Linked DNA regions of Homo sapiens: regions 2 and 3 are each linked to region 1. The links are chromatin loops, found by intact Hi-C in ENCODE. Cell type or tissue: heart left ventricle. All regions are shown on one strand. Each heading gives the region's core, and the rest is flanking DNA. Links, peaks and the distances in the headings are about the cores only.

Region 1 (8,360 bases), core at 1,837-6,836:
AGCGTGTTCCTTTCACTAAAATATTGCACCCCTTAGAGTCTTTATATAAAAAACATATATACTCCATGCATGTGGTAGGTAGTATATTATTCTCCCATACTTGATGCCTCTCCTGGCAATAAAACTATACTCAGGTGAAACCAGGGACTCACCTTGTGAGCAGAGATACGTGACCCATCTGAGTAGACCCATCAAGGGCCAGCACATGGTCCACCAAGTTTGCTCTTCTTTCTGCCATCATGACCCATAGTACTTCTGCTAGAAGACTTCTCCATCAGCCTGGTTCCCAGAAGTGAAGATGAAACGGGGTACAGACACAGGCAACCTATGAAACACATAGGACATGAGAGAGAGGGACCTTTCTTGATGTGTTGCCCTAAAATTTTAGGATTATTTGTTATCAAAATATAACTTAGCCTGACTGATAAACCTCCTGAAAAGGATCACCAAATTTATTTATCTTTTGGTATTTGTAAACCAAGGAGAATCTTTTCCTCTACTGCTTTTCTGATCTCATTTTACTCCAGAAAAGCTAGGCAAATCAAGGGTTATTTAAATTTAATATAGACTATTTTTGTATATAAAATTAACCATCTTTCACTTCCAGTTCCAAAATGGCGTCACAGAAACAAGTCAGTTTTACTGCCCCCACCGAAAACCAAAAACAAATACACCACATGGCAATTATCATGAGCAATATCCCAGAACTCAAACATGAGAATGAGAGAGTTCCTGGTGTCACAGAGAGATGTAAAACTCTGAGCAGAACAGAATCAGACTCCCGTATCCACAAGTCCCCTATCCCTTTTCTGCCCAGGAAAAAGTACAGTGACAATTTCCTCCTAATTCACAGGTTCTACACTGGAAAAAGTGGGATCAAGGTGGACAACCAGCTTCCCCAGCATCTTGGACTCCCTAGCAGAAACTTTTCCCTGCCTCAACCCACAGGAATCATTGCTAGTGCCTGAAGACAGAAATATCTCTGGGGACATTCCGAGACAAAGTGGGGAGGCAGCACTATCACACCCAGTCCCAAAAACTTTGCTCTGTAACTTGGCCAAAGGAGAAGTGAGATCAGAGTGTCCATGTAACAGCAGAATGATGCAGGAAGGTTGTTCTACAGGCCCTTCGGCAGGAATGCCTAGCTGGCCTTCCCACACTACCAGGATATTACCTTTGGGACCTCTGCCATTCAAGATGGGCACAGTTTGATATGTTACTAGCTCCTAGGCAAACGTGAGCTTAAAGCAGCATCTAGGGCCTAAAAGGAGGCATCAACCTTGTAGGAAAAGAAAGAAAAGCAACAGGTAAATTACAAAGAATATGTAAGTAAACATACCCAATAAAAACCAAAACAAGCCAGACAAAGAAGACTGGAATAAATAACTCATCCTTTAATGCAAAGACATAGACATACATCCACAAGAAACTACAGCAAACAGGGACCTCCTTAAATGGACAAAGAAAGAAACCAGTGGCTGACCTTAAAGAGACAACAACATGTGAAGAGACAATCAACAAAACAAAGTGAAGAGACAACCCACAGAATGGGAGAACATCTTTGCAAACTATCAGTCTGACAGAATTAATAAGCAAAATATATAAGGAACTCAAACAATTCAATACCAAAAAAAGCAAATAATCTGATCTTTTTAATTGGCAAAATATCTGAATAGATATTTTTCAAAAAGGACATGCAAATGACTGAGAAGTCAATGAAAAGTGTTCAACATCACTAATCATCAGAGAAATGCAAGTCAAAATGAGATATCATCTCGCCCCAGTTAAAATGGCTTTTATCAAAAAGGCAGGAAATAAGGGGTGCTGGTGAGGATATGAAGACAGGGGGATACTTGTACACTGTTGGTAGGAATGTAAATTAGTGCAGTCACTATAGAAAACTGTATGGAGGTTCTTTAAAAACTAAAAATCCAACTTCCATATGATTCAGCAATTTCACTATTGGGTATGTATCCAAAAGAAAGAAAATACATAGAGGACATACCTGCACTCCCATGTTTATTGCAGCACTAGGGACAACAGCCAACATATGGAATCAACCTAAGTGCCCATCGGTGGATGACTGGATAGACAAAATGTGGTATATGTACACAGTGGAATATTGTTCAGCCATAAAAAAATGAAATCCAGTCACTTGCAACAACATGGATGGAACTGGAGGTCATTACATTAAGTGAAATAAAACAAGCACAGAAAAACAAATATTTCATGTTCTTATTCATATGTGGGAACTTAAAAAAAAGTGGATCTCATGAAGATAGCAAGTAGATTGGTGGTCACCAGAGGCTGGGAAGGGTAGAAGGGAGGAAAAATGAAGAGTAGTTGATTAATGGGTGCTAATATACAGTTAAATAGAAAAAATAAGACCTAACATTTGATAGATGAGTAGCATGATTCTATTGTTTATTTCAAAATAGCAAGAAAAGAATAATTTGAATGTTTTTAGCATAAAGAAAAGACAAATATTTAAGGTGATGTATACCCAATCACACTGTATGGCAGTTAATATTAGGTGTCAACTTGATTGGATTGAAGGATGCCTAAATAGCCGTATTGGGTCTGACTATGTCTGTGAGGGTGTTGCCACAGGAGATTAACATTTGAGTTACTGGACTGGGAGAGGAAGACTCACCCTCAATGTGGGTGGGCACCACCCAATCAGCTGCCAGTGCAGCTAGAACAAAGCTGGCAGAAGGTGGGAGAAGAGGGCTTGCTGAGTCTTCTGGCTTTCATCTTTCTCCCATGCTGGATGCTTCCATCCCTTATTCCTGCCCTTGGACATCAGACTCCAGGTTCTTTGGCCTTTGGACTCTTGGACTTACACCAGTGATTTGCCGGGGGGCTCTTGGGCCTTGAAGCTGCACTGTTTGATTCCCTATTTCTGAGGCTTTTGGACTCGGACTGAGCCATTACTGGCTTCTTTCCTCCTCAGCTTGCAGATGGCCTATTGTGGGACTTCACCTTGGGATTTTTTGAGTCAATTCTTCATAATAAGCTCCCCTTCATATATGCATATATCCTATTAGTTCTGTCCCTTTGGAGAACCCTAATATACACTGATTTGATCTTTATAAATTATATGAAAGTATGATATTACCCCATATACCCCAGAATTATGTACATCTATTATGTCAATAAAAAATTAATTAAAAATTTTCAAACTCTTCTTGCAATAAAAATAATCAACTGTCAATTTTCTCTATGTCTTATTTGATGTATGCCCCCTATAGTTATGTGACCTTGGACAGATCCCATAATCACCTTAGACTATATCACAATTATATCACAAATAATATATTATTTATTTGTGAAATATCACATTTGATCACTAGATGATGTCTAAAGCCACTCTGTCAATGAACATCTACAGTTCCATGAGTTTATATTCTGCTTTCCTTCATAGCAATTCCTGTAATTTGTAATAATCCATCCTGTTATTGTTGCTTTTTGAAGTCTCTCTCTCTTCATACTAGATTATAAACTCCATGAGGGCAGAGACCATCTCTGCCTTTTTTACCACTATTAGCTCAGTATCCAGTAGAATGTCTTAGATGTAATTAGGCAAATAAAGTTTTTATTTGTTTGTTTGGCTTTTATTACAAATGTTACATATGCCTTTGGTTTTAATGAAACATCATCTAGATTAATAGCTTTAAACAGGCATGACCTTGCTTTTGTCCAAGCTCAAATGTCTGTGTGCATGTCTAGACATAACACATAATATGTATTCTATATGTATACATTTTCCTTGAATTGGAAATATGCTTTGGTGTTGATAGTTTAAAATCTATGCAAATCATTCTATCAAATCATTGTAAATTAAAAAAAACTACTAAGCTCATATGTCTGGCATGCTAAAACATGTAAAGTTTTATGAGTTGAACAGAGGGTAGTAATTCAGTGATGGGTACATATTTTTAGATGATTTTTGTAGCTCAAAATTGATATGAAACAAAATATTACTAATGATAGTTGAATTTTTAAGCAGTTCCGCCTTTTGCCTCTAGATGTCTCACCTGGAATTCCCATTGTATAATAGAAGATCTTCTGATGCAACACCCCACTATAGGGCTTGGCTGAAATGTCATCTTGGGAACTCAAAGAGTAAACCATGTGAATTTAACTGCAATTGGGTCAAAACATTCCATCAGTATTTTTTTAACTTTCTGGAAAAATGCAAATAACAGATGGTGGGAGAATAGGCAGATTTATGAGAAAAGTGACTTTGTATTAGTCATTCTGATGAGCCACATCCCAAGGAGCCCTGCCTTTTTGGCTATGATGAACAGTTTCCAGGTGTAACCCCTGGTGTTGGGAAAGTAATATTTAAGACAATGGCCATCAGCCCATCTTAAAAGCTTTTTTTCCACTTCAAACATAATTTATATCATTTATATCCCAGTTGGTGAGGTATGGAATTCAACATATTAATATATGACTTTAGGATATGACTTATGTAAGAAAAGTAATAATTTTACCCTAAAAAAGAAAATATTCTATGAGTTCAACCAAAAACAAAGTAACAGTTTTATTTCTTGAGAGGATAGGAAACATTTTGGCAATGGGCAGAAACAGGAGTTTATTAAAATTTGTGAACATACGTAATGAGACATAATTCTCTTGTAAATATCCCTATTAGTAAAAATGTTTCCCAATACCATATGTTATATAGATTGATATATACTATATGTGCTAATACTATGATAATATTTAGTCTATAAGAGAAAAGTGAAAAACAAAAAAAAAACAGATGGCCTGAAATGGATTAGAAGTAATATTCTGTTTCAGGTGACATTCAAACTACTTCAAAGTGGTGTAGAATATATTCTATTTGGGTGTCTTTAGATATGCTGAGCTTCTACCACAAAATCTACATTTCTCTAAAGTAAGGAAGAAAGGGATACCTTTTCATCCCTGAAATAGTTCTGGCCAAAACAGACAATTAGTATTTATTTGTTGAGAAAAATGAATGAATGAATGAAAGGGGAGCAGAATCTGATTATTTTCTTGCATATTTACTAAATAAATGCTTGCTTTCTTTGTAGTTCTTAAAATTATACTAGGCTTAAGTTTCTATGTTTTTTAAATTTCGTTTGTTTTATTTCAATTTTTAATTATTTTAATTTTTGGCAAAACGTATGATTCTCAAAATATGTCGTATAACTAATCACGTTGATAGATAAAAAATAACCACAAGCAAGCAACCACACAAACAAGCAGTGTGCCCCACTTTCCATCTGCTTTTGTTTTATTTTCACGAGTTATCTTTTTTTTTAGTTGATTCTAGTCAGTTTGGGTCACTTAAGTTACATGTAACAAATACTGTATGTCACTTTTATATTTAAATATATTTTCAAAGAATCATCGCTAACTACTTAATCATCTCTGAATTTCGGAGCCTGGCATGGAAATCTCTCCCCAAACTAGTTTCATCCTCCTTATCTAGTATTTTCTTCCACACTAACAATTGAAAAAACAAGCTAAGGTCTCTCCGCCTAATTACCTACTGTGGTAAATAATTGTTCAATTCAATTATTACCTACTTACTTCATATGCTTGTTCTGGTTCACTCAGGTAGATGTGATCAAATCTATTCCTACTTAAGAAAATTGAAGGACCATTATTTGCCTAAGGTCTTAACCGTCTGCCTAGACTTTAAAGTCACTGAGGTTAGCAACTGTGACTTATTCCTAGAAACACTGTTTGGCCTTCAACAAAAGTTGGTAAAAGTAAATTGAATTCCATTTGCCAATCTACCAGTTAAAGAGAGACATATGACTGACATTATCAGTGGAAGGAGTAATGGTACAGGTCTAATAAGCTCTTAATGAGAAGTAGAATGTCAGTGATAAGAGAGAAAGAGAGGCACAGAGAGAAGTTTGTGAAAAAAGAGAGATGAGAGAGAGTTACAAGAGGAAAAGAGGAACAGAGGGACAAAGAGGAATGGAATGAGCAGCAAAAAGGATAACTGGGCTTCTCCCTTACCCCTGAATAGTATTGTGTCTGGTATCTTCTGTCTCAGCTCTCTCTCATCTTTCGTATTTTGTATAATGGCGACGTTTGGGCTTCCAGTGAACCCATCGCCCAATAGTGAACCGACTTCTTCTTAGAAGTTCACTGGGAACCAATCAGCCTTTAAAGTCTTTGGGAATCTAGCCGGGAGCCAACCAGGGATCAGCCCCTGCTCTGCAGGTCCGGAGAAGAGAGGAGGGTGAGACAACTACCTCACCCTGTGTCCCTTCCCTTGCACAATTTGATATTCTAGTAGCTTCAAAGGTCCTTTTCTCCCAAATAGTATCCACTTCTCAGAGCATAGACTGAGTGCTTGGTCCACAGGGCAGCTGGAATTCTCTAGGAGGCTACAGATCAAAATCCAGGGGCTTACACTTGCCTGTAAAGTTGGAAAGTATTTAAATTTTAAATCATTTGTGATCTTGGATGATTCACTTACATTCTCTTGGTCTCAATTTTCAAATTCTAAAGGGATTTCCAATTCTATGCTGGATTTGTTGCAGAACTCTTTTAAGTATGAGGTCCTATTATTCAATTCTGGAACTCAGAGTCGGGTATTCAATCTAATCCCCTTATCATGATGGCTCAATTAAATTTATTTCTAATGTAATAATGATTATGTAGAGAAATTTATATCACAGATAGGTATAATCTAATTTTTAAAATAAATATGTAAAGTAGTTATTAGACTCTGATTTTATATTTTTACATCCTCCTTTTCAGTTATATTAGAAAATAAAGTAAGTTTTGATTTCTTTACAAACTCAATACATATTTATTGAGAATCTACCATGAGCCAACCCCTGCTAAGTGCTTGGAATACAGCAATGAAGAAAACATTTCTTATCCTCCACATGAAGCAGACACTTGAACTGATGGAAAGGCTAATAGTTCTAGCTAAATTGTATGTTTTGTGGACACAAAGACGGAAATAACAGACACTGAGGACTCCAAAATAGAAGAAGGGAGGAGGGGGGAGAGGGTTGAAAAACTGTCCATTGGGTACGATGTTCACTATTTGGGCAATGGGTTCACTGGAAGCCCAAACCTCACCATTATACAAAATACGCAAGTAATAAACTTGCACATGTACCCCCTAAATCTAAAGTACATTTAAAAAATAAGATAAATAAAATAAAATAAATTGTATATTTTGGAGATATTTTGACCCCACTGCTTTTACAGCCTTTCTCCACAGCATTTAATATTTTTCTTTAACCAAAGTAATAAAATCTGCTTTTTAAAAGCACTGTAATGATGCCAACCATAGCAAATGGAATATATTTTTATTAGAACATTAACCATTTCATTAAAAAAGACAGCTACGTTTTGATAAATGTGCCTAGGTTGTTGAGAATATGGAAAAAAATAACTAGAACTGATGCGAAGTTTCCATTTTTTTTTTTAATCTCTGTAAGGTCTGCTTGAACTTAATTCTGATAATCAATATGTCTGTCATGATAAGGTTTGGATAGAAACAAATGCCTGTTTCAAATACCGTAGTTAAGAGATTTTTAATAAAGATAACCCTTTTCTTTACAAATGGGTGAGCCAGGGTTTAGAGAAAACAAGGGATGGCTCAGCACACACAGGGCTAGCAGTGGTGGGTAGCTGTTATTACCCCTAGGCCTAAAGTGGAGAAAGGGGTCACCAGAACTTGGAGAAGTTTGATGTATCAATGGGACTGCCTGGGAAGCTTCTGGCCTTTGGCAGAGTGACACAGCTAACCAGTGGCCACTTGGTAAGAAGGGTGACCACATTCTCTCCTCCAATTTGATCTACTGCCAGGGCTTCTCACTGATCCAACCCACTGGGAAGCCAAAGGTCAAGGTAGCCCAGTGATGCAGTCCATAGAGGTCAGCCTTCTACAACAGAGGGTAGAACCAGGAAGGATGGTATATGGACCTAGATAAGAATATGGATGACATCCAGAATAGTATGATCATCAAAAGTTATCAGAATTATCTCTTGATAATCTTTTTACTTTAACATTGAAAATGACTTCCCTAACAGAAAAGTATGTTAATTTCTATTGAATTTTGAAATCAGTTTTCATAATTCAAACTATTATTTTAGTTACTCACATTTCTATAAACCATAAAAATATATTAATTCATCTTTCTAGAGACATTATTTATATTATCACAGGGAAAGTAGTACTTTCTCAAAAATTAGTTAAATAGGTCACCTTTGCAATTATTGAATGATAATGGTGTTTCAAAGACTGCATTTCTACATGGCATATAATGAGCATTTCAGAATTTATTTTTAAAAGGCACAAAGGAAGAATGAAGTGTATTTACATACAACCTTCATCACCAAGCAGT
Region 2 (6,825 bases), core at 1-5,000, 1.2 Mb after region 1:
GAATATAAAAGGATATTTATTTTCTTATAAAAATTTAATACACACTTATTGTTAAAAATAAATTTAAAAAATGAAAATGATTCTTAATGCTACTATCCAGGGCCAGGCGCGGTGGCTCACGCCTGTAATCCGAGCACTTTGGGAGGCCGAGGTGGGTGGATCACGAGGTCAGGAGATCGAGACCATCCTGGCTAACACGGTGAAACCCCGTCTCTACTAAAAATACAAAAAAAAAAAAAAAAAATTAGCCGGGCGTGGTGGCAGGCGCCTGTAGTCCCAGCTACTTGGGAGGCTGAGGCAGGAGAATGGCATGAACCTGGGAGGTGGAGCTTGCAGTGAGCAGAGATTGTGCCACTGCACTCCAGCCTGGGCGACAGAGCGAGACTCCATCTCAATAAATAAATAAATAAATAAAAAATCCTACTATCCAGAAGTAATCTCTATTAAAACTTTTTTTTTTTTTTTTTTTGAGATGGAGTTTCACTCTTGTTGCCCAGGCCAGAGTGCAATGACGCGATCTCGGCTCACAGCAACCTCCGCCTCCCGGGTTCAAGCCATTCTCCTGCCTCAGCCTCCAGAGTAGCTGGGATTACAGGCATGCGCCACCATGCCCGGCTAATTTTGTATTTTTAGTAGAGACGGGGGTTTCTCCATGTTGGTCAGGCTGGTCTCGAACTCCGGACCTCAGGTGATCCGCCCGCCTCGGCCTCCCAAAGTGCTGGGATTACAAGCGTGAGCCACCGCACCCGGCCTATTAAAACTTTGATATAATTTTTGGTGGTGTGTGTACATATGTGTATATATGTACATATATGTGTATATAGGTGAATAAACAATTTGTTTTATGTTTATGAAAATATAATCAGAATACTATAATAAATATATAAACATGATTTAAAATATACAGCATATTTTATTAAATTTTTAAATAATTTTATATTTTTCTTACAATATTTTGTGAGCCTTTTTCTATTATACTAAAATCTCTTCAGGATCCTGATTTTTTTTTTTTTTTTTTTTTGAGACAGAGTGTTCTCTGTCACTCAGGCTGGGGCACAATGGCGCAATCTCAGCTGACTGCAACCTCTGCCTCCCGGGCTCAAGTGATTCTTGTGCCTCAGCCTCCTGAGTACCTGGGATTACAGATAATGCACCATCGTGCCCAGCTAATTTTTGTATTTTCAGTAGAGATGGGATTTCGCCATGTTGGCCAGGCTGGTCTCAAACTCCTGGCCTCACGTAACAATCCTGATTTTTAGTGCCAATAAATAATCTATCACAAGAATGTACTGTGATGTATTAAGCCATCTCACTCTGGTTAGATTAGATTATTTCTATTTATTTTCAATAATATTTTAAAACTGTAAAATAATAGCCAAAATTTTTATTTATGCCATGATAGATGTTTTTCTACTGAAGAAAAGAATGTTTCTTGAATGAATTTTGCCACAATCATAAATTCTCACCATTAATTAGAAAATAAATATTTTGTGCTTTTCTGGGTATTACTATTATTCTACACTTAGTATGATCTTTCTTTTTGTCATAGTTAAGAACAGGCTATACATAGGTCACCCATGTTTGCAAACCAGGCCCTTACTGGCTCTGTCACTTGGGGCAAGTTCCTTAAAACCTCTCTCAGTCCTCATTTCCTTACTTCCTTGAAACCTCATTTTTCTTCTCTGTGAAATGGAGATTGTAATATTACCTACCTCAAACTATTCTTCCATTGAATAGATAATATACATAAAATGCTTCCCGTATTGAGGGTAACAAAGTAAATTCCCCAATATATCATTACTAAAACTACTAATGCTTTTGATAGGTGGAATTTTTAGAAGAATATCAAGTTTAAATAGAAAAAAAAAAAAGAGTTCAATTTCTACCTAAACCTGGGAAATTGAAGAAAAGCCAGATTAGAAACATTGTCTGTTTTGTTTTTTTTTCCTTGATTTATCTACACACCTAACACAGTGTTGGTGTAGCACCTGCCCTAAAGATATCTGCTGTGTGAATAAACCATTGAACAAGCACATTAACAAAACATGAGTAAAAGCATAGCATGTATTGGTAAAGATAGCCACTCTTATTCTTGTAATTGAGATAAACCTGAACAAAACCCTTAAAAGCTGACAAGCAGCCGGCTTCTTCAAAATATTGGTCATACTGCTATTTTTTTCATATTGTAAAAGTACCATATACTCAGCATAGTCAAAAGTACAAAGAAGGAAAACTATGAAGAATTAAAATGTAAAAGGTCCATAATTATATCATGTAGGCATAAATAGCAACCATTTAGGGCAGTGTTTCTTAAAATGAGGTGGGCAAACATGCTCTAGAACATCTGAGAATTCTGCATCAATATTTTATCTTATTTTATTTATTTATATTTTTTGAGACGTAGTCTCACTCTGTCACCCAGGCTGGAGTGAAATGGCACAATCTTGGCTCACTGCAACTGCCACCTCCCAGGTTCAAGCAATTCTCCTGCCTCAGCCTCCCAAGTAGCTGGGACTACAGGCACACGCCACCATGCCCGGCTAATTTTTGTATTTTTAGCAGAGACGGGGTTTCGCCATGTTCGCCAGGCTGGTCTCGAACTCCTGACCTGAGGTGATCCACCCACCTCGGCCTCCCAAAGTACTGGGATTACAGGCGTGAGCCACTGGGCCTGGCCCAAAATTGTAAAATTATGTGTTCATTCACCTGACAATCTAAAAGAATTAAGGTAAGCACATTTGAGATCATTTGAATGGCCACCTCATAGCCAAATACTTCCAAGTTATTCCACAGCCTGAGTTTGCAAATGTGTCTGATTGGACTGGCGCGGAAAGTCACTAAGATGCCAATGCTTGCTGGATTCTGCAATGGCACACGGGCTCCTGTGGCTTCGACGAACATATTCCAGAGCTCCATGGCTTCCCAAACTTGAAAAACATTGTTTTGGTATATTTTCATTCAGTCATTTCTACAAGCCAGAGATCTCAAGGTTGGGGGAAGGGGAAAGTAGTTAGGCAACCCCTTCCCACAGGGACATTTGGCAATGTTTTGATACATTTTAAGTTGTCACAATTGGAGGGACGGGATGCTACTGACATCTAGTGGGGAGAGGCCAGGGATGTGGCTAAACATCCTGTAATTCACAGGACAGCCTCCACAACAATGAAATAGCAGCAGCCTGAGGTTGAGAAATCCCTCTCTGTGTATATTTTAATGTCTTTCTTGTTGCTGTTGCTTTTACAAAGTTGAGTTTATATTTTTGTAACCTGTACTTTCTGTTCAGCATTATATCACAGGCACTTCCCCACATCATGAAGTTGTTATATATATTTTTGACTCCTGTGCCGTTCTGTTAAATGACTGTACCATGACTTACTCAATCACGCTGGAACTCCATGAGAGCAGGGATCAGGTCTGTCTTGCTAAATCCCCACACCCAGTGTCAGTCCTAGCTTGGCATGGAGCAGATGCTTAATATTGACTTGCCCTCAGTTGTTGAAAGAGCCACTCACCTACTGCTGGATGTTCAGATTGTTTCCAGGTGAGTTGCCTTCTTAAATCACTTTTCTTTTTTTTTTTTTTTTTTTTGAGACAGAGTCTTGCTTTGTCACCAGGCTGGAGTGCAGTGGCACAATCTTGGCTCACTGCAAGCTCCACCTCCCAGGTTCAAGCAATTCTCCTGCTTCAGCCTCCCGAGTACCTGGGACTACAGGCACGCACCACCACGCCCAGCTAATTTTTGTATTTTTAGTAGAGACGGGGTTTCACCATGTTGGCCAGGATGGTCTCAGTCTCTTGACCTCATGATCCACCCGCCTCAGCCTCCCAAAGTGCTGGAATTACAGGCATCAGCCATCGTGCTCAGCCCTTAAATCACTTTTCTAAAGCTTATTCTTACTAAGTTTTACATGTCGGCCAAAAGGACAGTGGGTGTGAGTGGCAGGGGGAGGAGACGGGGAGGACAGGCATAGAAAAGGAGTGGGTTGGAGATTGTGTATTGCTCAGTGCTCTTGGTTCCAGTCATTTATATTTGTATTTATATGCATATTTAAGGGTGGAGTTTAGGATTTATGTGAAATTAAGCAAAACAAATCCGTGATTTGACAAAGCTGTTACTCTGGACATAATATATTGTCAAAAATGTTCAATCTGTTTGCTAGGGTGAAATGTGTTGCACAAATTAACCCGAAAGTAGTGTTAAATTGTGTCAGATCTTTCATTTTACAGTCAAGGGTAATGGTGCCATAATAATTCGGCAAAGAAAAGTTCTCAGCCATAAAATTGGGCAGTGACTAGATAATGAGTACAAGTTCAAATAATCAGAACAGCCTCCACCCCTGAGCAGCACACACACGTCACCATCTGCTCCTCAGAGCAAGAGGGAATTCTTACCGGGTCTCCCATTTGCCCCTTTACTCCCACACCGGGATTTCCCTGAGAAAGAAATGAAAAAGAATCTAATTGCTTTTGAATTTTAAAAAAGTAATTAAAAGCAATTAAGACTTCTGGCTACACAATATATTGCAGTTCATGGAATACTTTGGGAAGTCTGATAAGAGGAAAGCCATCATTCTGACAAATATCAGTGGTCAACCATTTCATTGTTCAGGGCTCTATTGATGTATCTTGCTCATGACTGCCTACCTTCAAACCTGGACGCCCTGGTTGGCCCGGAGGTCCCTAAATCAAGGGAGAAAAAAACACAAATCAATCATCAGACATAGAAATCAGAATGTGCCTTCTTTTGTTACCCCAAAATAGGGTCCTATTTAGGAAACCCTTAATTTTAAAACATGCAGTGATGGAGTTTCTATCATGGATGGGCTGTTTTCTGTGAAGATGATGTCAGTGGCTCATCCGCAGGGACCTGTGCTTCAAGATGGAGTCCCACTGATAATGGTGGGTTTTCACTGATTCATCGATTATAATCTCTCAAACGGCCCACCTGTGTCTGACCCAAAATGGCAATGTTGCTTCTTTATTTTCATGTAGAATCTGGTTTTTAAAGGGATCACATCAGCAGTGCTGTACTTACCACTAACCCTGGCTCTCCAGGATATCCTGTGGGACCTGCCGGTCCTCCTGCACCCCAAGATCCCTAAACATGAGAAAAATCAGTGCATCTGTTACCCAAAATTGTAATCATCTTTCACAGAAAGAGTTGCGTGTGATCCCATGTGGATAAAAACCTCTAAAGAAATCACAGCCACCAGCACATCTGCCCTGCTAGGACATTTTCAACAGCAGCTTTGATGCAGCCCTAAAAGGGCACCAAGCAGTCCGGGCACGGTGGTTCACACCTGTAATCCCAGCACTTTGAAAGGCCAAGTGGGGCAGATCACGAGGTCAGGAGATCGAGACCATCCTGGCCAACATGGTGAAACCCCGTCTCTACTAAAAATACAAAAATTAGATGGGCGTGGTGGCAGGCGCCTGTAGTCCCAGCTACTCGGGAGGCTGAGACAGGAGAATCGCTTGAACCAGGGAATCGGAGATTGCAGTGAGCCGAGATTGTGCCACTGCACTCCAGCCTGGCGAAAGAGCAAGACTCTGTCTCAAAAAAAAAAAAAAAGCACCAAGCTAAAGGTAGCAGCACTCTGGTAGTTGTGATAAATTCCTTCATTTAGGGTCCAGTTAAGACCCAGAGATCAATCTACCTATTTACAAATACATCCTGTAATAACAAAAGTGGAGAGCAAAGAAAATGCATTACTACCTACTCCTAAATTCTGTTACAATTTTGATATACATCAGGATGCTTTTAAAGTATTATTATTAATTAACATTATATATTAATGTATTTATACTTTTTAGTATGTTTTTAAAACATGGTCTGCAAGATCTCAAATTGCGGAAATATAGTCCCTAATTTGAGATCAAGATGAGTCAGCCATACAAAATTTTCTACAACATGTAAGTTGTAACACAACTATACACAAATTGTCAAGGAAAGGTTACAGCCAGGCTAGCCTGGAAGTGTGGAGAGATGTTCCCCGGGCTCCTGCTGACTCTGCCCAGGTCAAATGATTGGGGAGTGTATAATGAAATTACTCTGTTTAGGAGGATGAACTGATATTTATTTTAACAGCAACATTGAGGTATCACATTTATTACATGGACCTGAGCTTCAATCGTAGTAAGGAAACCAGCCCAGGAAAGTCGTTCCATCACTAGCCAGAAGTTACAGGGCAAAATTATAGCTTAACTTTTGGAAGGCAAAATGGAGTCTCTGTCGCCCAGGCTGGAGTGCAGTGGTGAGATCTTGGCTCACTGCATCTTCTGCCTCCTGAGTTTTAGCAGTTCTCTGCCTCAGCCTCCCAAGTAGCTGGGATTACAGCCACGCACCACCACGTCTGGCTAATTTTTGTATTTTTAGTAGAGACGGGGTTTCACCATCTTGGCTAGGCTGGTCTTGAACTCCTGACCTCGTGATCCACCCGCCTCAGCCTCCCAAAGTGCTGGGATTACAGGTGTGAGCCACCTCACCCAGTCTTTTTTTTTTTTTTTTTTTTGAGATGGAGTTTCAGTCTTGTTGCCCAGGCTGGAGTGCAATGGTGCCATCTCAGCTTACTGCAAGCTCTGCCTTCCGGGTTCGAGTGATTCCCTGGCTTAGCCTCCTGAGTAGCTGGGATTGTAGGTACGCGCCACCACGCCTGGCTAATTTCGTATTTTTAGTAGATAGGGGCTTTCACCATGTTGGCCAGGCTGGTCTCAAACTCCTGACCTCGTGATCCACCTGCCTTGGCCTCCCAAAGTGCTGGGATTACAGGCATGAGCCACCACGCCTGGCCGGCAAAACTGCTCTCAATTTTAGTCTTGTAAACA
Region 3 (8,360 bases), core at 1,344-6,343, 1.1 Mb after region 1:
TTAAAATGACCATCATACTTCTCAGACAGTTTTTCACATCACAGAAACTGGCTTCCCAGCCACCACAATTCTAGGCTAACTCTGACCCACATAAGAATTTCTCAGCTCTGGGGTGCAGAGAGCAAGGGCTCCTGCTTGTTTGTGCATTTCTCCAGATGGCTTCTCACTGCCACGTATCTCATGGAGCTTATCTACTCCAAACAGATAAAGGTTGCATCGCCCTCATGGTCCAAGTTATCTAGACCTTTGTGGAGAAGCCCACCCTGGTTTCCTAAACCACAAGCTGCTGCCTCTCAAAATTCATGGCTATCATACTTTTGATAAGTATATCATTCCTCTTTCACATATTTTCAACTTCCCCCCGCCCTCTTTTCTTTTCTTGCCCAGCAAGCACACATCTGGCCACAGGCCTCACATGTGGTAGGGTTGGGCTGGGAGGTTCCCAGTGATTCCCTCAGCCCTGCCCCTAATGATTTGGTTACCTTTGATACCAGCCATAACTCACTCTAATTGCAGGTTTTTCTCAGAGCAGTTTGTCTTCCTCTAGTTCCACCTGCAAAAGATGGATGCCAGGTGGCTGTCAGCTTTAATAAGGGCTTTGGACCACTGTGTTCTCCTAGGCCGCAGATAATCTCAGGGACAATATCCTAGGTCAGGGATTGTTTTTGTAATTATGCATTGATATTGGTATTTCTGGACCTGTAGTTATATACTAATCAGGCTTATGGTAGTTAAAAAGTAAAGATAAGTTGAACTTTTAAAACATTTAAGACAGCATTCAGCATCAATAGATGTAATACATCTCATATCTCAGCCTGTTTCTAGCTACTGAATGTTCTTTAATGTGGCCAGAACCCCAGAGCCCAGGCAAAGCTTGTGAATTTCATAGACAAAACAAATAGACTGAATTGTGTTCCAAAGTATATGAGTTTGTAGCCCCCACTCACCTGTTCCTCACTATTTGTGTCTCGGGATTTGAGAGCTATTTAGTGGCTGAGGCCAGAAATTGAAATTTGCCCTAATGGTGTGTTAGCTTGTTCTTTCATTCATTCCTCAAGCATTTATGATGCACCCACTATGTACCAGGCACCAGGGATCCAGAGGTGAATTCCCTTGTTCCTAGGACTGGGTGAGTGACACTGGGCCAGTTTCTTCTACTCCAGTGTCATCACAAATAGAATTTTAACTAACGATTGTATTTGTTGTGTTTTTCAGGATAGCTGGGTTGCACTTTTATCTTTTAAAATCTACATCATCCAAGGTTGAGCATAGCATAACCTAGGAAACTACCAGTCTTTGACTCATAGTAAATGTCACCAGAAACCTACTTGTACTAAACCAAATGCCATGCTAGTGCAAATGGTCAAAGGCAAACATAACCACAGAACACACTATGGCATTCCTGTGATCAGAGTTTCTCAAAGTGGGGCATGTGGGCATCCAGCTCACTTGAGGTGCATGTTAAAAAATGCACATTTCTGGGTCCCCCAACAGACATTGATCTGGAATCTTCCATTAGAACCCTAGAATCTGCCTCTCACCAAGCTCCCCGACGTGGATTTGAGAATCACTGTTCTAAATCCAGCATCTAGTATTTAGCCCTTCGAAGCATGCTGTGTTTTCTGCGGGAATGTGGCACGGAAGTATTGGGTAGCTGTGGGACCTGGGGCCAGTTATGTGGTTCACTTTATTTGCTGCTAGTCAGTCAGGCCACCTAGCCTAGGGGCCAGCCACCTCAATCCATTTCTTTTCCCAGGCCCAACAGCCTTGTTTTACAAGACACATGGTTATCTGCAGTAGTTGTCCAGGGTGACCTAAACTTGACCACTCGGGGATGGTTGTTCTCAGCAGAAGTTGCCAACTTTTTGTCCCTTTTCAAAGTTCTTTTCCCACTGGCTTGTCTTTTTTTTTCCTTATTCCTTGAATGCTTGGGATGATGTTTACTTGTACTTTTTTTCACGTGCAAAGGTTAAGGAGTGTTTTAAGAAGATTGAGGTTTCTGAGGGAAATGTTGGCTAATTTCAAATGGTCTTTGATTTCAAAAGTCAATGAAAACATTCCCTTGATCCTTGGTTTGAAGGACTGGAAATTGGGCCATCTCTCTGGTTTGAAACTCAAGTGGAAGGGAGTGAGAAAAAAATAAAACAGGTCTAAATATTATCAAAAATGCTTCTTTATACCTTTAGCTGAACAGAAGATTTGAGAGCCTGGGCAAAACGCAATGGTGTGGGGGATCTTGTTATTTGTGAATGGAGGAACTGTCCCTGCTCGTATAGGAGGGTGAGCCATGCAGCTGGCATTGTGTCCCTTGGAGGGAGGGAGCTGCTGTCTCCGGCAATTATGAAGCCACCACTTAGGACAGAGTCCCAAGAAAGATGTGCTTTCTTCTCCACCAGAAAGCACATCTGTTCACCGCTCTGATCACTGGGGGTCTGCCCAGCAGCTGTGACAGCCAGCACCTGCTGAACTACCAGTTGCCAAGCTGCCAACTTCAAAGATGCTGTCTTAGTCAGTTTAGGCCACCTTAACAAAATACTACCATGGACCCGGTGGCTTAAACAACAGAAATTTATTTCTCACGGTTCTGGAGGCTAGAAGTTCCAGGTACTAATATGATCAGGTTATAGTGGGGTCCCTCTTCCTGGATTATAGATGGCTGCCTTCTCACTGTGACCTCACATTGGCAGAGAGTGCAAGCTCTGGCCTCTTCATTCCCTGATAAGTTTACCAATGCCATCACGGGGGCTCCACCCTCATGTCCTCATGTAAACCTAATTACCTCCCAAAGGCCCCACCTCCACATGCCATCACATTGAGGGTTTGGACTTCAACGTATGGATTTTGAGGGAACACAAATATTGAGTCCATGACAGCCTTCGTGACCTCTCTGAGCCTAGGCGGACCAGGCAGAACAGCAACAGCTAACGCCCTGGGGTCGTAGGCTAAGGAATTAGAAATATTCTCCTGAAAGGAACCACTGGTGCTGGAGACTTTTGCAGATTCCTAGAACTCATGGAATACTCAATTTATAAGCCCTGGTCTTGTACATTCACTCAGTGCTAGGCCAGAGAAACCCCCAAGTCAAACCAAGTTCTGAGTGTCCTTAGACAGCAGTGTGCACTCTGAACCAGGCATCAGGCACAGTCAGAATGAGAGCTAGATGGGCCTTTTATCTCACTTCCGCCCTTCTGATGCTCTCCTGGGGGTTGGGGTGGGGGAGGGGGAGGAGGGGCAGAAGCAAAGAGGAGGATTGGGGGCAAGTACAAGTGGGGGGTTTGAGTGAAAATGTGAGCCAGTAACCAGTACCACCTGATTAGGCCTAACATAGATCATTTTGAGTATTACTGCATCCAGGATTGATTGTCTTATTACCATAGATTATGTCTGTTTATCTCCTCTGATTTGGAGTTAGCATATTTAGGAGGCTCCGGATCATTCCTGCAAAGCACTCACTAACACGAGGCAGCATGCACAATAGCAGGAGGAAATTCAGGATTAGAACTGGTTAAACTATCTACATTCATATCCATATCTGTATCTATATCTCTCCCAGTGCCTTGTCAGTCTCCTCTGCTCTGGAAGAATTCTGATATGACATAGAAACTGCTAGATGCTGGCAAATAACTCCTGGGTTTCGGGCCATCTAGACAATAAACAACTCCATAATATTCAATGCAGCAGCCTCTGTAGCGCCCATCTGTTTCAAAATAACCCTAATTCTGCTTACGATGCGGAATGCTTTGTTGACTGGAATTTGTCCTAGTTTTCTTCAGCAGATTTAATGTCATAGGCCTCTGGTTCCACCTGCTGGCAGATATAAATACCAGAATGAAACTCGGGTGGATATGTTCAGTTGCAAGAAAAATCCGAGCTGTAGCTCAATGGTTCTCAAAGGCTGATGTACATCGGAGTCACCCGGGAGCTCATTAAAACTACAGCGGCCTGGGCTCTGTGGGAAGCCCACCCAATCAGCAACTATTTCTTAAACAGCCCTCCTGGTGATTCACACACCCACACCAACGTTAGCAGACCCCACTTCACCTGGAATGAGGGGTGCAGAACCCAGCAAGGTTAGGGATGATTCCAGACCACTATATCCTACTCATGCCCAAGAGTGACAAAGCCACCTTGAGATGCCCACTCCTACCTCTTCCAGTTTATCCAGGTAACTCTTAGTGGCAAAGGCCAAAGCTTTATTCCCTTGGAACTCATTTTAAAAAGAAAAAGTTCAAAGTGGAGAAAACTGATGAAAGCACTACTTATCTAAGTGGTCAAGGTTAATGTCACCAGTGATAAGTCATGTTGACAGCACGTTGATATGTGATGAGGGCATTTCACCTCTATGGTATTCTTCACCAAAACCCATAACCCCAGTCTAACCATGAGGACAAATAGCAGACAAACCAGACCGAATGAAATTCTTCACGATATCTGTCTGCTACCACTCAAGACTGTCAAGGTCATGGGGGTCAAGAAAGGACTCAGAAAGAGCCACAGACCAAAAGAGACTAAGGAGACTTGGTAACAAAATGTACTGTGGTCTCCAGGATTGGACCCCGAACAGAAAAAGGAAATTAGTGAAAAAAACTGGTGAGATCTAAATGTCTGGAATTTAGTTCAGAGGAATGTATCAATGTTGGTTTCTTAGTTTCGACAAATGTACTGTAAGATGTTAACATTTAGGGAATAGACTTGTCTGCAGTATCTTTGCAACTTTTACGTAAATTTAAAATTATTCCAAAATAAAAAGTTTATTAAAAAAATTTACAAGAAAAAAATAACCCCATCAAAAAGCAGGTAAAGGATATGAACAGATGCTTCTCAAAAGAAGACATTTATGTGGCCAAGAAGCATATGAAAAAAAGCTCATCATCACTGGTCATTAGAGAAATGCAAATCAAAACCACAATGAGATACCATCTCATGCCAGTTAGAATAGCGATCACTAAAAAGTCAGGAAACAACAGATGCTGGAGAGGATGTGGAAAATGGGAATGCTTGTACACTGTTGGTGGGAGTGTAAATTAGTTCAACCATTGTGGAAGATAGTGTGGCGATTCCTCAAGGATCTAGAACTGGAAATACCATTTGACTCAGCAATCCATTACTGGGTATATACCCAAAGGACTATAAATCATTCTGCTATAAAGACACATGCACGTGTGTGCTTATTGTAGCACTATTCATAATAGCAGACTTGGGGCCAACCCAAATGCCCATCAGTGATCGACTGGATAAAGAAAATGTGGCACATGTACACCATGGAATACTATGCAGCCATAAAAAAGAATGAGTTCATGTCCTTTGCAGGGACATGGATGAAGCTGGAAACCATCATTCTCAGCACAGTAACACAGGAACAGAAAACCAAACACCGCATGTTCTCGCTCATAAGTGGGAGTTGAACAATGAGAACACATGGACACAGAGAGGGGAACATCACAGACCAGGGCCTGTTGGGGGCTGGGGGCAAGGGGAGGCATAGCATTAGGACAAATACCCAATGCATCTGGGGCTTATAACGAGATGACAGGTTGATGGGTGCAGCAAACCACCATGGCACACATATACCTATGTAACAAACCTGCATGTTCTGCACACGTATCCCAGAACTTAAAGTATAAAAAAAAAAAATTGGGATGGGAGGACGGCACTGAAGAGAGACAAAATGTGTTGGAGGACATTGCCAAGGAGCATAGCATGGCTGCTTCTGTGCCCAGCTGCCAAAAGTCATGAGCAGCTAGCTGGTAGGACAGGCAACAGTCTCCAGAGAAGCTGCTCAGGCAGCTGGCCAATGAGGCAGGTTGCTGGTGTGACACATTTGCACTCTCCCATCTCTCCACCACCTGACGCCTGTGTCTCACTGGGAACAAAACAATCATGGACACTCGAACCTCTGTGTGGGAGTCAGAGGTCCAGGCCCCCCTCTGGGTACAGATGAGGGGCCTGAGGCCCAGGGAGGGAAGTGACCTGTGCCAGATCGTGGTGGACCCCAGATATGAACCCACATCTGGTTGAAGTGAATTCATTTGCCACAGCATTTCTCAGTGACTTGATATATTATCTGCAACAGAGTCATCTGGGTGCTCGTTAAAATGAAGTTCCTGGGCTCCAACCACCACTTACTGCATCAGAATCTGTGGTGAGGGGGTGGAGGGGATCCAATAATCTGCATTTTGAACAGGTTCTTCATTTCTGTGCACACTTCAGATTAAGGACCACTGCAGCAAACTGGGCAATGGTTGCTGTTTGATGGAAACTTCTGTGCATAGGGCCAGGGCTGCTAAAAAGCTGAGAATGGGAGAATCCAGCTGCCACCATTCTCTTAGGATGAAAGTCATAGCAGGTGGCAAGCAGCAGGGCCAGGACCCAGTGTGTTTCAGGAGGAGGCAATATTTTATTCTATTTTGAGCTCAGTGTATTATCATTTAAACACTCTTGCCCTCACTACTCTTTTCTTTTTAAAATAATGTAATTAAAACTTACCCAAAGACAGTCTCAAGATCAAGAAGCAAGAGGTTGGGAGTAGGACTCATATCAGGGCCCTGAGGAGGCCACTGTAAGTCTCTTCCCCTGTCCTTCCCTTCCACTGTGCCCCACCTGAACATCTGCAGGAAAACCAGGTCATAAAGAGACAATGGCAAGTCTCCTGGACCCCAAGATAAAGGTCAGAACAGACAAAGGACCCAGATGCCTGGGAAGCCTGAAGCAGGCCGCAGTTTGGACCTAAGGAATCCTTTGAGGCTGCAGGGTCCCTGTAGTGGAGTTGAGCAAAGACTCAGGCCTTGCGAGGTGGATAGCAGCTGCCCGCACTGTGCCAGGCTGGCCCTCTCTGCGGACTGGTGTGGAATCTGCATCAGAAACATCAGAAGAGGCCGGGGGCTCCAGCTGCCCCTCCGAGCAGACACATTGGCCCTGGAGCTTCTGAGAGGAAGGTAGGATTTTAATATTCCGAAGGGTTTTCATACTTTTTCTATCATTTTACAGACCTCATATACATAGATATAGATATATTAAGAGATAGAACGAGCATAGAGAATTATTCCTGTAAGAAGTTACAAACTGTTCTCTATTTTAGAAAATACTTGAGAGTTAACTACCAAGGCTGACTTTTGCAGCTAGACCTATCTATTGCCAAACCTTACTCCTTGTCAAAGGAGATCCTAATTCTAGATGCATCCAGTTATCCAAAATAAAGCCTTACTATTTGCAGTGAGCCTTATTTAAGGCAGAAGATGCATTGTTTCTGCTGTCTTTTAAACAGACCCTGTCTCCAAGTCGTAATTGAGGCAATAATACATTCTGGAGGTTTACACATGCTGATGTAGGGGCTGAGGAAGACAACTGGAACATCTCATGTCTGAAGGAGAATAGGCGGGGATCTAGGTTTGAGTTCCTGACTCAGCCACTGACCAGCTATTTGGCTTTGCCAAGTTGCTTAAAATCTTTAAGCCTCAATTCCTCACCTGTAAAATAGACAAAGAAATTCTACTTGGAGGGATAAGTAGGATAGAAACCACTTATAACAATGTGGATAAATCTCACAAGCATAATGTAAATTGAAGCCACTCACAAGGCATACATATTGTATGGATCCACTTATGGACAAAAATAGGGGAAAAATCTATAGTTAGAAATCAGGATCATGGGTACTGTTGGGTAACGGGGTATAGTAACTGGAAGGGGGCTTGTGGTGGCTTATAAGTGCAGGAAATATTGTGGTATTTTCAGAAATATCCTCATATCTTGATCTGGATATTGGTCTCACATGTCCAGTTTGTGAAAATGAATCAAGTTATACACTTCAAGGTGTAGGGGTAGGGGAGCAGTAAACAGAGTGAGCATGTAGCAATTGTCCCACAAATATTCTTTGTCTCTTTGACTTTTCTTTCTTTTTTTGGGAGGTGGGGGAATTCTAGAAGTCTGACCATATCTTGTCTATATTGCAGGAAACACTGACCTGACATAGTGGACCTGATGTTATAGCTTACTCGATTGTTAACTGGATTATGGCCTGTTGATTTTAAGTCATTTTTGTTCATTAAGGGTCTCCAAAATTAACCAACTGGAGGGGAGAGAAAAGTACAACAGGTAAAGTGGTAAACTAGGGGCTGAGTTGATCTCTATTTCACAATGCAGGGTGCTGACCACTGTAAATCACAGAGATCTCCATTTCAAGGCTTCTTGTTTTGAGATTCCAGATATTATTTCAGCATTAGGGAATCTCCACTGTTGCAGTCTTGATTGATTGAAGGATAGAAATGCGAATGTTTTCTCTCTAAAGTCACATCTAAATATTACCTTTCTCGTAAACCAAAACTGAAATTTCCATTTGTATGAAAGTTATACCATTTTAAGTT

Evidence for each region. Hi-C counts contacts between places; a loop is a spot of excess contacts. Peaks named below come from ENCODE experiments on the same cell type or tissue, not always from the same donor. Only the 100,000 strongest peaks of a DNase experiment are listed, where the experiment ranks them.
Region 2: it touches region 1 in a loop (8-fold over the local background); 6 of 110 quality-filtered maps call a loop at or near these places.
Region 3: it touches region 1 in a loop (5-fold over the local background); 62 of 110 quality-filtered maps call a loop at or near these places.

Annotation. Positions count from the first base shown.
Region 1 is chr2:225,885,505-225,893,864 of GRCh38, forward strand. LOC105373914 (a long non-coding RNA gene) reads right to left here and starts at 6,087. Exons shown (of 7, transcript XR_007088110.1): 1 at 6,007-6,087; 2 at 153-325. LOC107985992 (a long non-coding RNA gene) reads left to right here. Exons shown (of 3, transcript XR_001739907.2): 3 at 854-3,214. In heart left ventricle, for the core only: a CTCF peak has its summit at 4,026; no DNase peak of the experiment used is centred there.
Region 2 is chr2:227,104,189-227,111,013 of GRCh38, forward strand. It overlaps COL4A4 (collagen type IV alpha 4 chain), which reads right to left. Exons shown (of 48, transcript NM_000092.5): 10 at 5,036-5,098; 11 at 4,645-4,680; 12 at 4,393-4,434. Among named protein-coding and RNA genes, the nearest start is that of COL4A4, 57 kb to the right of the region's middle. In heart left ventricle, for the core only: a CTCF peak has its summit at 3,107 (motif pointing left); no DNase peak of the experiment used is centred there.
Region 3 is chr2:226,981,718-226,990,077 of GRCh38, forward strand. The region is part of intron 8 of RHBDD1 (rhomboid domain containing 1); the gene reads left to right. It also overlaps a transcript of COL4A4 not described here. Among named protein-coding and RNA genes, the nearest start is that of RHBDD1, 150 kb to the left of the region's middle. In heart left ventricle, for the core only: a CTCF peak has its summit at 3,814 (motif pointing left); no DNase peak of the experiment used is centred there.